Regions from separate parts of the Mus musculus genome. Here region 2 is linked to region 1. The links are chromatin loops, found by intact Hi-C in ENCODE. Cell type or tissue: heart. All regions are shown on one strand. Each heading gives the region's core, and the rest is flanking DNA. Links, peaks and the distances in the headings are about the cores only. Region 1 has its middle 12 kb from the start of Gm30639. Region 2 overlaps Tln2 (talin 2).

Region 1 (8,335 bases), core at 143-8,142:
TGGTTCTCTGGAGGCAGACAAGGGATCATACTGACTGGCTCTGAGTGTGACCGAGGGACCTAACTCAGGAAGCTGGATGAGCAATGCAGGGTGTTCCTAACATCAACCCTGGGCCTCCACATGCATATGCACACATAAGCTCACACACGCGTGCAAAAAAGCCCATACAAGCACATACATACCATACACATGGGGAAAGGATTAATAATAATAATAATAAGAAGAAGAAGAAGAAGAAGATCTTTTTTATCTTTTCCACAGTAAACATTTTCTAGTTAATGTAAAATATAAGTGTATTTAGTGTGCCTGATATAATATTGAAAGCAGATCCCATTCTTACAGGACTTTTGGGCATATAATAGTCTTGGGGGTCAGGCTTTATTAAGCCAGATATCCAAGGAGACGATGGGACTCCATTGCTGCGTGGTAATTGGATGAGCTGAGCCTCAGAACCTTCCAGAGTCTGTTCATATCTAAGTACTTTAACTCAGAAATATTATTCAAGGGGATGAGCTTTTACATGACGGGTAAAATGCACCTTGCCAGTGTGATCAGCTGTTATGGTAGGGTTCCCCTGGGGTTGATGGAGTTGGGGGCACATACATGCACACACACACACACAGACACACACAGAGGCCAGGCACCTGAGCCACTGCCTGGCAGTGTCCCCTAGCAGTGATGGGTCTACTGATTCTAGCTGGAAGGTCGACACCAACAAGCACTAAAAGTGGACCCCGATGGCAGGCCCTTTGTCCTTTAAGGATGTCTTTTTCTCCCTGTGATGATTTCCCTCTTAGGCTTGGGAACAGGAAGGACAGAGTAAATAGCCTTCCCCAGGTCCTTCATGGTTTGTCTTTGATGCGGTTCTCAGGCTTGGACTGTTGCTGTCCCTGTCACCCCAGCTGCGCTCTCTTCTCCCCACCTAAATCCCCTCACGGTGGCCATTGGGCTCCCTTTACCCCCACCCAGCAGGCTGACTATAGCTGTGAAGGATGGAAAGAGAAGCCAGCCTGTTTATGTCTGGATCTAGGCTTCCTCATCTGGTCTCACCGGCTGACTGCAGGCAGTGACTTCATCCCTCAGCGGACAGTGGAGGCCTTGGTAGGGCCACTGGAATTTTCCTGTTTTGCACTGGCAGGTGACTTGGGGAAGGCAGTTTAACAGGTGCAGTCCCTGTCTATTGTGGATGTTAGTGACCAGGATATCAAGAGACTGGAGAGCAGGTTTGCCCCTCCTCCTGCTGGATCTCCCTGCCTCTAATAACCCCTTCATTGCCAAGCTTGGTTTTCATAAGGATGGGCTGTCACCCACCCAGCACTTTCCTGATCCCAGGGAACTGTGTATTTTTTATGTCCTTAGCCATGCTAAGGAGAAGTAGGTCAGATCTCAGACTTATCCCTGCATGATAAATGAGGAATCAACTCAAGGTAAACTGCCAAGGCCGGTGCTCTATGGCAGGTGAGTGGATGAGCCAGGCTTGGCTCCTCTGGAAGCTGCTACCCCCGGGGAGGCTGCAGGGAATCACTCATTCTCATTAAGTCGCCTCAGAGTAGGCAGTGAGTGCATTGTGAGGGGGGAGGAGGGGATGTGTGGGAGGCAGTTTCCATGACTCAGAAAGTCCGGGGATCTTAAAATGCTGACATCACATGAAGTCATTAAGTAGAGAAGAATCATTTCACTGATGTCAAGATCCTTCTGATTCATCTATTCATGCATTAATTAATTCAGTAAGTGTATAAATGCATTGAGTACCACTCCCTGTTCAATCAATACAAGTCTGTATGCCAAAGTCAGTGCAAACCTGGGTTGGAGAGATGGTTCAAACATTAAAGCACTTACTGCACTTTCAAAGGGACTGCATTCAGCTCCCAGCACCCACATAAGACGGCTTATCCAGTGCCAGGGGAATCTGACACCTTTTGACCTCTGCAAAGGTCTGTGTGTGCATGGTGTACTCAGAACTCACCCAGGTATGCGCATACATTTTTTAAAATTAATTTTTTAAAAAATCAATGTAGGGGCTGGTGAGATGGCTCAGTGGGTAAGAGCACCCGACTGCTCTTCTGAAGGTCCGGAGTTCAAATCCCAGCAACCACATGGTGGCTCACAACCATCTGTAACGAGATCTGACGCCCTCTTCTGGAGTGTCTGAAGACAGCTACAGTGTACTTATAATAAATAAATAAATAAATAAATAAATCTTAAAAAAAAAAAAGAACAGTGGAATTTAAAAAAAAAATCAATGTAACCAAACACCAAAATTCACTAAATTATCAACTTGATCAATTGTTGAACAATTAACTTACTGGGGACATTTTTAAACCAAATTTTTAAACCAAATTGTTGAACAATTAACTTACTGGGGACATTTTTAAACCAAATTTACCTCTTTCAGTTATAACAACTTAAATGCTAGAATTAAATTAAATTACTAGCTAGAATGTTGGCTAAGCAAAAATACTTAAGCATTCTTTTTCTACATGAAATACTACATTTTTGATCATTCCAAGCCCTTATCTAAAATTGTTTTTACTGCTTCTGAATTCTTTTTTTTTTTTTTTTTTTTTTTTTTTTTTTTCAATTTTCGAGACAGGGTTTCTCTGGGTAGCACTGGCTGTCCTGGAACTCACTCTGTAGACCAGGCTGGCCTCGAACTCAGAAGTCCGCCTGCCTCTGCCTCCCAAGTGCTGGGATTAAAGGCGTGCGCCACCATGCCCAGCTGTGAATGGTTTTTAATTATTTCATTATTTAGTTTATTGCTTTATTTACTTATCTGTTTATTTGGGGCTCATGTCACTGCAGAAGTGCAGAGGTCAGAAATCTAACCCCCAGTCCTCTGCAAAGACAGCAAATGCTCTTAAGTGTTAAGCCATTTCTTCAGCCCTCTTCATTTTAAAGGTCTTAAGGCATCTTCCAATAATTATTAGATGGTGTTTCTGGGTTTTTTTTTTTTATCATCATAATAAGTCTACAGGGTTACTTATAACATCACCATTTTACAGTCTAACCGAGGCATTAAGTACTTTGCACAAATACTCCAGCTGAATCCGATTTCCAGGCTGTCCAGCTTCAAGCTCACACAAATCTTTCTACCTCTACCACAATCTAAGTGCCCTCTGTGATCTATTACAAGGGCAGGACATTTGTATCTCAAAGTATAGCGAGAGAATTGAGTGAATGGTACAAATGGAAGCCTCTGGCAATGGCCCAGCCTCTGAGGCAGGAGCTTTTCTGTAGTAAATGTGGAAGTTGATGAAGTGTATGTGTGTGGGTGGTATATATGCACGCCCTTGGAGCCCCTGGAGCTGGTGTTACAGTTAGGAACCTGCTGACTTGGGTGCATAGAACCAAAATCTACAAAAGCCACGCTTTTAATCACCAAGCCATCCCTCAGCTGACTACTTTCTCAAGCTCATTCATTCCTTGGAGATCTGCTGCAGCAAAGAGTGAGAACACGCATGGGGAGGGCCTACCCAGTTTAGGAGAAGATGGACGAGAGAGAATGAGAGAGAGGTGGGTCACAAGTTACTCAAGCTTCCTGTGGCTGTCCATATTGACCTTGGTTTCAGAGGACCGTGAGGCACAGCCTGGAACACCGAGGGCACTGCGCCACCTGCTGTTCGCAGTCTGTACTCATCTGATTCTTGTCTTGCCCACATGTCTGGCAACCTCAGTGAGTTAAGCCTTTTTTTTTTTTTTTTTTTTTTTCCTTTCTTTTTTTTTTTTTTTTTTTTTTAAGTTAAGATTGGGAAGAGTGGGGGCTGGAGAGATGGCTCAGCAGTTAAGAGCACCCGACTGTTCTTCCAGAGGTCATGAGTTCAAACCCCAGCAACCACATGGTGGCTCACAACCATCTGCAGTGAGATCTGATGCCCTCTTCTGGTGTGTCTGAAGACAGCTACAGTGTACTTAGATATAATAAAAAAAAAAAAAAAAAAAAGATTGAGAAGGGCGATTCCTTGGTAGAAGTAAAAAGACTTGAGTAACTTTTATAACCATTTGTGAGGCATATGACCTTTGGGCAAGGCCTTTAGCGTTGTCATCCTTGTCTCCTCCTCCCCCTCCCCCTCTCCTCCTTCTCCCCCTTCTCTTCTCCTCCTCCTCTTCCACCTCCTCCTCCCCTCCCTGTCCCCTTCTTCCTCCTCCTCCTCCCCTTCCTCCTCCTCCTCCTCTTCTTCCTCCAAGACTGTATAGCCCTGGCTGTCCTGGAACTCACTCTGTAGACTAGGCTGGACTCAGACTCCCAGAGATCTGCCTGCCTCTGCCTCCCAAGTATTGTGATTAAAGGTGTGCACCGTCACTGCCCGGCCTGGCTTTTAGCTTCTTAGAGTAGTTTCTGTGTGTAAAATAAAAACCACAGGAATATTGTTTCACCCTAACATTTAGATGAAATGAATGCTCAGTTTCTCGTTATTTTACTTTATTTTGAGACAGGGTCTCATGTAGCCCAAATTTGTCTCAAATTTGCTTTGTAACTGAGTATGACCTTGAACTTTTGACCCTCCTACTTCCACCCTGCCCTGAATGAAGGGAAGAAAGGGGTAGGCTTTCTGAACAGAGCATTGATATAACTGACACCAAGAACAACAATTAACAAATGGGACCTCATGAAGCTAAAAAGTGTCTGTAAGGCAAAGGACACCATCTTTCAGACAAAGCGGCAGCCTACAGACTGGGAAAAGTTCATTCTTGGCTTTTAACCTGTGGAGCCGTCTCACCAGTCCCTGATTTTATTTGATTTGATTTGATTTTTGATTTTTTTATGGAAGAAAGACTCCCTAATTAAAATTGTTTCTACCATCTGCATCCATCTGAGAGTTTCCAAGATTCTGGTTCACAAATTTCAAATCACTCCTTTCAGGCAAATGAGCAATTTAAAACCAAGAAAACTGGAGTGGTCTTTTCTCAGCCCAGTTCTACTGGGAGCCGATACACAGAGCAAAGCTAAGAGGCTTGGCTCCCTCCAAGAAGACATGAACACCACAGCAGATTCTGTTTGCCTGGAGATCTTTTCCGGTGTGGATGGCAGTCATCAGACGGTAGCTCGCACACTGCCAGTCTCATCCTTCTGGACCATTAGCTTATGCTGCTGCTTTAGAAATTCAGCAGTGAGGCTGGTGAGATGGCTCAGTGGGTAAGAGCACCCGACTGCTCTTCCGAAGGTCCGGAGTTCAAATCCCAGCAACCACATGGTGATTCACAATCATCTGTAACGAAATCTGACTCGGTCTTCTGGAGTGTCTGAAGACAGCGACAGTGTACTTACATATAATAGATAAATAAATAAAATCTTTTTTAAAAAAAGTAGTTCAGCAGTACAAACTGTCTATCTGTGACTTCCAACAGTACAAGTAATAAATTCAGTACAACCCACTTGACTGGGTATTTCAACCCTGTGGTGATGGGGGATAAGGGAGCCTGGTACCAGGACTTCTCTTCTTACTGCTAGATGTTTTCCCATTAAAATGTAGCTTCTGAAATTTTTCTCTCATTTGTGGAAATAAAAATAGCATTTAAGGGCTGGTGAGATGGCTCAGTGGGTAAGAGCACCCGATTGCTCTTCCGAAGATCCAGAGTTCAAATCCCAGCAACCATATGGTGGCTCACAACCATCTATAACGAGATCTGACGCCCTCTTCTGGTGTGTCTGAAGACAGCTACAGTGTACTTACATGTAATAAATAAATCTTTTAAAAAATAGCATTTAAAAAAGATAGCATCTGGGACTGGTAGAGGTGGCTCAGCAGTTAAGAGCACTTGTTGCTCTTGTAGAGGGCTGGAATTCAGTTCCCAGCATCCATATAAGGTGGCTCACAGCTACCTGTAACTCTAGTTTCTACCCTCTGCTGGCACACAGGTGGGTACATACTCAAGAAGATACACAGGCATTCACATAAATAAAAGCAAATCTTTTAAAAGATAGCATTTAACTTTACTAAATTAATAAAATTTTATTAAAATCCACACATTGCTGGGGGATTTCCATGACCTCGCACATACCCAGTGGCATGATTCGTGAAACCCTTTTGGAAAGCAACAGACATATGCTTGCAAGAAAGCTCAATATTTGCCATTCCTTTGAGGTAATAGAACTATTTTTTGAGACCTTATCTAACAAAGTGTTGCATTTGAAAGTCTGCCCATATGAGACATGGTGGTACATGACTTTAATCCTAGCACTTGGGAAGCAGAGGCAGGTGGGTCTCTGTGAGTTCAAGGCCAGCCTGGTCTACATAGTGAATTTCAGGACAGCTAGGGATATGTAAAGAGAACCTGTCTCAAAAACAACAACAAAGCCGGGCGTGGTGGCGCACGCCTTTAATCCCAGCACTCGGGAGGCAGAGGCAGGTGGATTTCTGAGTTCGAGGTCAGCCTGGTCTACAAAGTGAGTTCCAGGACAGCCAGGGCTATAGAGAAACCCTGTCTCGAAAAAAAAAAAAAAAAAAAAAAAAAAAAAAAAAAAAAAACCAACAACAACAACAACAAAATAACAGCAGCAATCTGGAGAGATAGTTCAGTGGTTAAGAGCACTGACTGCTCTTCAGAGGTCCTGAGTTCAAATCCCAGCAACCACATGGTGGCTCACAACCATCTGTAATGGAATCCGATGCCCTCTTCTGGTGTGTCTGAAGACAGCAACAGTGTACTCACATAAAATACATAATTTTTAAATAAATAAATAAATAAATAAATAACTGCAACTGTCCCTTGGGTAATAATCCCCATAGCACCAAGATACAACAGTAGAAAACATAAATCCTGATCTGAAGGGACCATGACTAAAGTATCTCTCTGGACTACTATACAGACACTAAAATGATAATCACGGGAACAGGGAAGATGGTCCAGATGGTAAGGAGCTTGCTAGGTGAGCAGGAGGTGCTCTCCCCAGCAATCCCATAATAGCTGGGTGTGGTTATGTGTGTATGTAACCCTGGCATTGGATGAGAGCAGAGGCAGGAGGATCTCTGGGCCTAACACACTCAGTGAGATCTGGGGGGCAGAGACCCCATCTTAGAAGATAAAGTGAATGATTCAGGAAGACATCCAACATTGACTCGTGGCCTCCACATGCAACATGCACACGTGTACATTCATGTGCACATGTGCTCACACACATGCACAGTGACAAACATGGAAATGCTTGCTATCATGCTAAGTAGAGAAAAGACAGAATGCATTATATGTCCATTTTTGTCGCGGTCCCCTTGTTGTCCATGCTCATGGATAATAGCTAGGCTAAAATGGGCAAATGCATGAACAGTTATGTTCAAAAACTGGGATTCTGGGTGATTTGGGGGGAAAGATTTATTTATTTTTATGTATATGAGTACTCTGTAGCTGTCTTCAGACACACCAGAAAAAAAGCATTGGATCTCAATCCAGATGGTTGTGAGCCACCATGTGGTTTCTGGGAATTGCACTCAGGACCTCTGGAAGAGCAGCTAGTGCTCTTAGCCTCTGAGCCATCTCTTCAGCTCCAATGGGTGTGTACTGGCTAGTTTTGTGTCAACTTGACACAGCTGGAGTTATCACAGAGAAAGGAGCTTCAGTTGAGGAAATGCCTCCATGAGATCCAGCTGTAAAGCATTTTCTCAATTAGTGATCAAGGGGGAAAGGCCCCTTGTGGGTGGGACCATCCCTGGGATGGCAGTCTTGGGTTCTGTAAGAGAGCAGGCTGAGCAAGCCAGGGGAAGCAAGCAAGCCAGTAAAGAACAGCCCTCCATGGCCTCTACATCAGCTCCTGCTTCCTGACCTGTTTGAGTTCCAGTCCTGACTTCCTTTGGTGATGAACAGCTGTATGGAAGTGTAAGCTGAATAAACCCTTTCCTCCCCAATTTGCTTCTTGGTCATGATGTTTGTGCAGGAATAGAAACCCTGACTAAGAGAGGGTGATATTTGTTTGTTTGTTTGTTTGTTTGTTTGTTTCAACCTCTCTGCAATGTGGTTACATTATAAGAAGATAGATAGCCATCAAAGAAAGAGAGCTCTATTTCTAGATCAGCCGCCGCCTCTTCTGGGAACAGGAAGGCATCCATCACCAATTTAAGAGTGTCCCATTTCCATCACAAGTAGAAAATCGTTAAGCACCACACTATTGGGACGTAATGTACTGCAATTAGAAGCAAAGCGAGGGTGGGTGGGGTATACCCCTGGGTAAGACTCAGGCTCCCAAGTCTTCAGTATGGTGATCTGTTGTCAAGATGTCACTCCTGTCTAGCTTGATGGAAGAATCATGACGTGAATAGTACTCACGCCCGGTCTGCTCCACTGTCTTTGCATTTGCCTGGCCCTTTGTGGTTTCTTCGATACTTGATCCAATTTGATGGCCATT
Region 2 (8,335 bases), core at 44-8,043, 270 kb before region 1:
GATCCTAGGAATCTCTAATGGGACTTCCAAAAATCTTACATTTTGATATCTACTTAAATGCATAAACCATTGAATAGTGTGTATGAAAGGTCTTGGTGGGCTCTCAAAAGCAACAGGCATAGGAGACAACATAAATCATTTTCTGGCTCAACAGCCAATTGACAGTGCTTCAGACCAAAAAGAATTTCAACTCTATGGTTTCTACTTTCCTCCAAGGATTTTGTCTTTAATGATGTCCTTTTGATATTGTCAGGTTAAACAGTTTTTCATCAGCATCCAATTGTCAGCTTAGCATTAGAGAGTATCACAGACGAGAGTGTTACAGTGCCTGTGTTGGGAAATGCCTACAGTTGGATTATGTATGCATTAGTATAGTATTTTAAGATAATACAAGGTCTTAAATTGCTGATTTAGGGATTAGCTGTCTCGGTCTCTATAAAGGAATAAAGTCATTAGAGAAATGGCTCCACAACTCTCTCCCATCCTCTTCACACTAATGAAGTAGCAAGCTGGGTTAGACTGTATCTCCCTTCTCAAAGTCTCTATCAGTATCCACTATGCTTTGCTTATGCTTCAAATACGGATGGTTTAGCAGACAGTGAGTAAATTTTGCCTCCTCAAGGCCATAGGGTGAGGTGCAGGAGGGTTTGTTTGACTTTCACCACAATAGAGCACCAGAACTTTGGAAACAAACCACATGTCTACAGGGGATGTTAAATTGTCAAATCCATAGTTTCTTAGTAGCAGTTAAAAGCCAAATGATCCTCTTTTTCTTTTTCTCAGTATTAATGTAAAGATAGGAAATGTCCTGTCAGTCCCGAGAGAATGGAAGTCAGGCCCTGAGTCATCCTTTGCTAGCCCACCAGCCTCGCTCACGGAGATGCCTTATGCTGTGATAGCGGCACCCACACAGCTGCTGTCAGTGGTCCAGCTGGCTCTTGAGAAATAAGCCTGGAATCTCTTGATGGTCACAAGAGTTGCTGGCAGCAGAGGATACACACGAAGGGTTTCCCTCTCCTCCCTGTAAAACACGACCTGGGATTTCACTGCTGTCCACAAACTCCTTCTGTGTCACTAACTTTGGTCATTGAGAAGTACTTGACAAGAAGCAACTTAAGGGAGGAAGGGTTTCTTTTGGCTCACAATTTGAGGGATACAGTCCAGCCCAGTGGGAAAGGCACAGTGGCTGGAGTGTGAGGCCACTGGTCACATTGCATCTGCAGTCGGGGGTGGGGGTGGGGGGGAGAGGTGTGAGTGCTGTCCCTCAGCTCACTCCCCTTTTTATTTATTTTGGGACCACCCAGCTCATGGGATGGCCCACATCCAGTTCTTCCTGGTTTCTTCCCACCTCAGTTAACTCATTCTAGAAACCCCCACAGAGACGTGACATGTTCAGGGTCTTTCTCTGAGGTAATTCTACTGTCCAGTTGGCTATCAATATCAACCATCACATTTACCTACCCTGATCTATCATCCAGGGGACCACACTTCACCTGGATCAGTATGCCCTTGACCTTCAAGGGGACTGTTGACTCCCATTCTTTCACAGTGATCTTGCCCTTTTCTTAATTGCTGTTGCACTTGGAGGCAGGCAGTCAAAAGATTGCTCTTAGATCCTCCAATTCTTTCTGTTGACTTAGATCATCACTAGGCATCCCTGGGCATGGATATTGGTGGACTGTAGTGTTGCTATGGAAGTCCTCCATGATGGAGATTCTGCCACCTCCCGCCTCATCTTCCACCACTCTCTGTATTTCCCTGGAAGTACCAGACTCACTCTTACCATCATGTGCTTGAATACTGTTCCCTCTTTCTGGGATTCCTTCCCTACTGTTTTTGTGGGCGGCCTTCTCCTTATCTGGTGAGACTTAACTAAATCGTCCTTCCTCTGAAATACTTTCCACTCCTGTAAGATGAAACTGGGACTCCATCTTGCCTGTGTCCCCTGAATGCCTTATGTGTACCTCCATTGTGATTTTGATTGGAGAAGTTAGAGCAGAGTTTGAACCAAAGAAACCTCTGAGGGGCTCTCTCCTTTTCCTAAGTTTCTAATTCTTACAAGTATAGCCTATCCTTGGCCAGGCTCCTTATGACTCCTAAGTTCTTCTCTCATCCACAGCTGGATGAAGGCACACCTCCAGAACCAAAGGGAACGTTTGTTGACTACCAGACGACTGTGGTTAAATACTCCAAAGCCATTGCCGTCACAGCTCAGGAAATGGTAAGAAGAAAAGGACTGGCCCCACCCACTGTGGGTTCCCCCTCTACCCACTGCCATCTGAGTCTTCACACCATGCCCACCACCATCTGAGTCTTCAAGTCTGAGATCTGTGTCAGGTAGACTGACCAGCCCGTGATGTAGGTTCCCTGTAATGGCATTTTCTCCCGGGACCCTACTTCCTACCTCCTCTCTGTGGTGCCTCTGGTTGCCTGTGGTATAGAAGCCCCAGGAAGAAGGAAGTAAAGTTGACTAAGTCCTGGGAATGAACACAGGGAACAAAGGGAGGAGAGAGCTTTCAAGAAAGCAGGAAATGAGCAACAAGGTCTCATTAAAAAGGAGCAAATCCTACTCATCTCTGGAAGGACTTGAGATGTTTTAATAGGGTTAAGTTCTAGTATAAGAGAAGATATTTGGGAGCAAAATAGTAAAAACATGAAGCTATCTGGCAAAATCAAATTATAATACTTGAGCAATCAGTCCTCTAGGCAAAATTAGTGTGGTTTTTTTTTTTCTAATTCCTGACAGCAGAAGTAATGGTTTTTTGTTTTTTGTTTTTTGTATTTTCCACTGAAACATAATGCAAACAACATTGTTCCAGATGAGTCTTCATAAATGGCTCTGGGAGTCAGTATGTGCTCTTGGCATTATAGAGTTACATGGAGGATGACAAATGTGATCTCAGAGAGTGCATACACAGAAAACATCCCTCTCCACTTGGAGCCCCAAGTGCAAAAGGATTGCCAAGCCCGAGGTGGCCATTGCAATGGCCTAGCTGGAGTGGCCAAGTCACCCCTCTCACTGGCTCTGTCATGCAACTGTGTGTCCACTAGAGGTTGAGCTTGGACTACGAAGGCTTCCCTGCCTGCTCTACTCATGCATGGGAACTCTGTACCAGGCCGACTGTTTAAATGAATGTGGCCTGAGGAAGGAGGGGAATAGTCACAGTCACTTCTGAGTGTCCTGGCAAGCTGGAGGTCACACCAAGACCATCCTTTCAGGGGAGTAGAGGGGACAAATCAAAGTCCCCTTACTGCGCAGTCTAGCAGTGGGATCTTTGAAAGGCATTTGTGAGTATCTTCATAAAGTCCCTGGAGAGTCTTCTGGGCCAGGCTTTGAACCAGGCTGTCTCATCCTTTGGCACCTATGATTCCCAACAAGCCTACCCTCCAGTATATGACATCCTGAGGTGGCTAGCCTGGCACTTTTGGTCAGAGTTGTTAGGTGAAGAGTCTTTGTGTTCCTATTAATGAGGCACAAATGGTACAGCTCATGGTACAACTTCATTCTTTTGGGATGCCAGTTGTATTCCTTGGAACCTACCTCAGTAGACAAGGAGTCCTTTGAAGGGGCTTTTTAAAAGCCCTTTAAGCTGTGCATGGTGGCACATGCTTCTAATTCCAGCCCTTAGGAAGTAGAGGGGGAATTAGGAGTTCAAGGACAGCTTGAGCTATCTGAGACCCTGTCTAAATACTAAAAGGAATAGTCCTTTAAAATCAAGCCTTTAAAAGATCACAAAGGGGGCCAGCAAGGGGGCGTAGCAGGTAAAGATACTTGTAAGCAAGGCTAAATGACCTGCATTCAGTCCCTGGAATCCTAACAATGGAAAGACCAACCAACTCTAAGTTGTCCTCTGGCCTCCACACATGCATTGTGGTGTGGACACACACCTACAAATAAAAATATATTTTTTAAAGATTTATTTTATTCATGTATATGAGTACACTGCAGCTGTCTTCAGACCCACCAGAAGAGGGCATCAGATCCTATTACAGATGGTTGTGAGCCACCATGTGTTTGCTGAGAATTGAACTCATCTGAAAGAACAGTCAGTGCTCTTAACCACTGAGCCATCTCTCCAGTCCCAAATTATTTTTTTGAAGAGTAAGAAAAGAGATAGGGCAGGAGTGAGATTCCTGGAAAAGAGACAGAGACTGTCTTTTAGGTGACTTTTTTGTTCATGGCAAAAAGCCAAGGTGAAGGCTAAACACTAAACTGAGGCACGCTATTCTGAGGTGCGGGCAGAGTGGATGCATGGACTGTGTGGGTTGTGATGGGCCACCATGTTTCCGAAGCACTTTGTGGTGCTTTGTTACAAAGTTACCCAAGCCCTTCCTTCAGTCCCTGATGTTGGTTTCTTCACTGGGTCTCCTTTGTGACTTTGTAACAGCCCTATTCTCAGATCCTTTCTTGCCTAGATCCTCACAGAAGCCGAATCAGGATCTACCACTCACAAGGATCATCCCCTAGAATGGTCCCTTGTGGAAATTCCTCTGGTGACCCCATATCCATTCTCCCTGAGATTGGGCCCTGAGGACTCGGTTCCACGCTGCACCGCCTTGCACGCTGAGCATGTGCCCATCCATCCGGTCTGAGCTGCAGGGCAGTCACAGCCCTGGCCTGTTGTGTGCAATGCAGCATGGGCTTCGCTTGAATTGCCCTCCCCAGTGTCCAGCCATTATGCTAGGCCTGGCCTTCACCTTCCCCAGGGGCTAAAAGGGAATGAAACCCTTTGGCTTCCCAGGGTATTAACACATGGTTCTGATGCTTCTCTTTGTGTATGTATTTGTGTCTTGCTTGTTTTCTTTTTCCAGATGACTAAGTCGGTTACTAACCCGGAGGAGTTGGGAGGCCTGGCTTCACAAATGACCACTGACTATGGGCACCTGGCTCTCCAGGGCCAGATGGCAGCAGCCACCGCCGAACCAGAGGAGGTCTGCCACCTTAAGGCCCCTATCTTAAGAAGCAAACACATGGTGCCCGTTCCGGGGGATGGGAGAGGGGAGGACCCTGTAGCCTAGTTCTATAAGACCCCAGCCCAAGAGCCAGGAGCAGGTTTCATTCCCCATTGCTGTGCAACTGATGCCCCAGATTCACTCAGAGCCCCAAATCGTGCCTAGAACTTGGACCCTTGCTGGGGCCAGTTGGCCAAGAACTAGAGTGCTCCGGAGAGTGACTCTCAGGTGGAAGGGTTTGTTTGCAATGTTCTGCTAGGCCCTTATAGCTGCCCATCTCCCTCTTCAAATGCCCAAACCTGGGGCTGCCACCTTCCTGCTTCCTGCTCCCCCTTAGCACATCCTATCAGCCATGCTTATGTTTTCCAAAGGCTCCCCAAAATATTAGAGGACCCACATGTGGGATTTCATATCTCCTCTCTTGACAACAATCTGCTTGCATGACACAAAGCCCCCGCCTGTAGGTTCAAGACCCACCTGCTTTCCTTATTCCTTTCCACAGAGGCTAGTGTAGGCGTGGCTTCGGCAAATCAGTACCCTTAAGAGTCTCAGAATGGCAAGTGTGCACACTGTCAGAGAGCAGTCATCTCTGGAAGCTGTGAGTGGGACCACACAGCACAGCTGGGGACCCAGAGGGGCCTGGAAGAAGTTTTGTCAGTGTGAGTGCCTAGAGAGGGTGTCTAGGGCCCAAGAAACCATGTGGCTCCTTAGAGAAAGGAAGTCCACTCTGAGATACAGAATGATGGAGGGACTGCGGGAACACGGGAAGATACAGGTAACCACATTCGGTGAGATGCAAGCTGTTTATTGAATGGAAACTTTGTTCAGTATTTTCTTAAACACTAGGGCATGGGGAAGCCACAGGTTTGTAACTGGTCTGCTCATTTCCCTGAAATAACAGACCCGCCCTCACTTCCCCAGTACTCTGGGTTGGGACCTGGTGTGTCTAACAAAGGCTTTTAAAGCAACCATAGAAACACAGATCCAAAACACATCACTTTCTAACATATGTCATAACCATGCATGTAAGCAGGCATATCATATATATGTACGGAGGTACATATATATTTCTAGCATGGAGTTCCCTCAGTTTCTAACCATGCTCCTGTCTTTACATTCCAGAGCAGTCAGTCAGGCCTCAGCATGAATAATTGTAATAATTATGTTACATCAGCAAGAAAAATACTGAATCTTAATTCCTTTTACACAGTTTCCCCCGCTTCCTCCTCCTCCTCCTCCTCCTCCTCCTCCTTCTCTTTCTCTTTCTTTTTAAATAGTCTTTCTGTTTCAGTAAGACCAGACTACAGTTCTACACTGTAATTTATCTAGACGTATAATTCATTTGGTCAACATGTAATTTTGAATTTCATAAACAAGTAAAAGAAAGCTTGTGTTACCGTCAGGAAGCATTTGGACAATGGGAAGAAGTAGTTGACTTTGAGTGGAGATTGCCAGGGAGGTTTGGGCTCCTCTCCACAGGAAGCTTTGCAGTGTGATCTAGTCTCATCTGTCTGGAATTGGAACACTAGCCTGCCTTTTCCATATGGACAAAGCTCTCAAGAGCTGGCCACCCCAATGCGGAAGCAATCAGAGCCTTGCTATGACACAGAATCACTGATTGCACCAAGCCAACAAAGAAAAGAATGTGTCGCTAGCCACACAACACGTCACCTTGCATGCTGGTGCCTCTGACATTGTCAGTAACACTTGCTGTTTTTGGCGGGGCATCTTGCGATGTATTTTACAGTCCAGACACAAGAGCAGCATGACCCGAAGCCAAAAATGAGAGGGAGAACATAAGATTACCAGTGGCCTGTGCGGGAAAGTTCTCTGTGTGCATTTGCCAGACAGATGCTTGGGGGGAAACTGAGAAGGTTAGGAGGTCCCTGAAGCAATATAGGGTGTTGTTTTGTTTTGTTTTGTTTTGTTTTGTTTTAACATACCAAAATTGTGGGAGTTATTTGTATACCCGAGAGGGCCCCATATCCCAGAATGTGAAAATATTTACATGCAGGGCAATTGGGAAACCTTTCCTTCAGAGTCCTGCGGTGTACCCCCAACGAGTCCGCATTCTGGTCTTTTCCACAATGTGACAATTACAGGAAAAGCTGGACCTCTGTCCTCAAACATCAAACAGGATCTTTCTCTGTTTATTTTTCCACAGAAAACTCAAGGCTTTGTTAGTAGCACTGTGGAAGTTCTTCAGAAAAGTGAAAACTCTCCTGGCAGCTTTGCAAGTTAAGATTAGTTTCTCTCTGAACACAGAGAGACCAGAGAGATGACTCAGTCATGTACAAACAGGAGGGCCTGAGATCAGAGCCCCAGCACCCGTGTAAAAAGCTACTCATGGCTGCACGTGCCTGTAATCTTAGTCCTGGGGAGGAAGAAACAGGAGGGTGTCTTAGGCCTGCTGGTCAGCAAGTCTAGCCAAATCATTGATGTCCGGGTTCAGTGAGAGAGACTGTCTCAAAGACTAAGGTAAAGAGAATTGAGGAAGACATCTGACCTTGACGTGTGGCCTCTATATGTGCATATAGAAGGACTTGTAACAGCACACATACATACAGAGAGGGAAGGGGCTGAAAATGGGGAGAAGGGAAGGAGGAAGAGAAAAAGGGATGGAGGGAAAGAGGGAGGGGTTAAGATCCTAGGAGCTACAGCTCCACAATGTAAGTCCTGGGGAAAGATTTCGTGACTATAGCTCTATCTCTAGGGAAAGTCACATCACCACTTTGTGAGCCAGGGAGAGCATTGGTTATGCGCCTGGTCCTACAGCCTGCACTCCCAGGTGGAATGGATGTGCACGCTGGCATTTTATTTTTAAAATCCCACCCCAAAACTAGCTGTCAGGTAGAGAGAAAGTGATGCCTGGTTCTGTTGTTCACACTGTCTTCCCTGATATGTTTTCTAAGTGGATCCGACAAGTTCCGATTGTCACCCTGGTCTAACCCTCTTAAGGTCCCCCAGCTAAGCAGCTCTGGTTGCTTTGAAAGTCTTCAAAAAGTCATTTCATTTTTGTTTTGACTTGGCAAGTAAAGGGAAAGTGATTGGGGGTGGGGGGTGCTCCCTCCTCTCCATTGTAATCGGATCTAAACCAGGGCTTTTTTTTTTTTTTAATTTCCTTTAAGGCACAAAAGCAGATGGTTTTCTCTGTACTATTTTTCTTTGATCGAGAAATGAACTGAGGGCTTTTCTTGAGGCTCAAGCAATGCTTCCCTAAAGTTGCCAATTTAAAACCCCAAGTTGTGTGTCTTTGAGCAGCATTCCTTTATAATAAACACTGGTCGTACATTCAATCCACCCTGTGGGTCTTGCAAAGTCGGGCCAGACTTGCTGAGAAGTTTAGTGTTGCTTTGGGACTGAGGCATTTCTTAGTGCTTAT

The links. A loop is a pair of places that touch in the nucleus more often than their neighbours do. Peaks named below come from ENCODE experiments on the same cell type or tissue, not always from the same donor. Only the 100,000 strongest peaks of a DNase experiment are listed, where the experiment ranks them.
Region 2: it touches region 1 in a loop (9-fold over the local background); 8 of 42 quality-filtered maps call a loop at or near these places.

Annotation. Positions count from the first base shown.
Region 1 is chr9:66,996,588-67,004,922 of GRCm38, reverse strand. No RefSeq gene overlaps it. Among named protein-coding and RNA genes, the nearest start is that of Gm30639, 12 kb to the left of the region's middle. In heart, for the core only: CTCF peaks have their summits at 2,154 (motif pointing left) and 3,619 (motif pointing left); a DNase peak (open chromatin) is centred at 3,602; H3K27ac peaks cover 798 bases.
Region 2 is chr9:67,269,207-67,277,541 of GRCm38, reverse strand. Tln2 (talin 2) reads left to right here. Exons shown (of 58, transcript NM_001081242.2): 43 at 2,120-2,221; 44 at 4,813-4,932. Among named protein-coding and RNA genes, the nearest start is that of Mir190a, 37 kb to the right of the region's middle. In heart, for the core only: CTCF peaks have their summits at 3,043 and 3,958 (motif pointing right); no DNase peak of the experiment used is centred there; H3K27ac peaks cover 2,332 bases.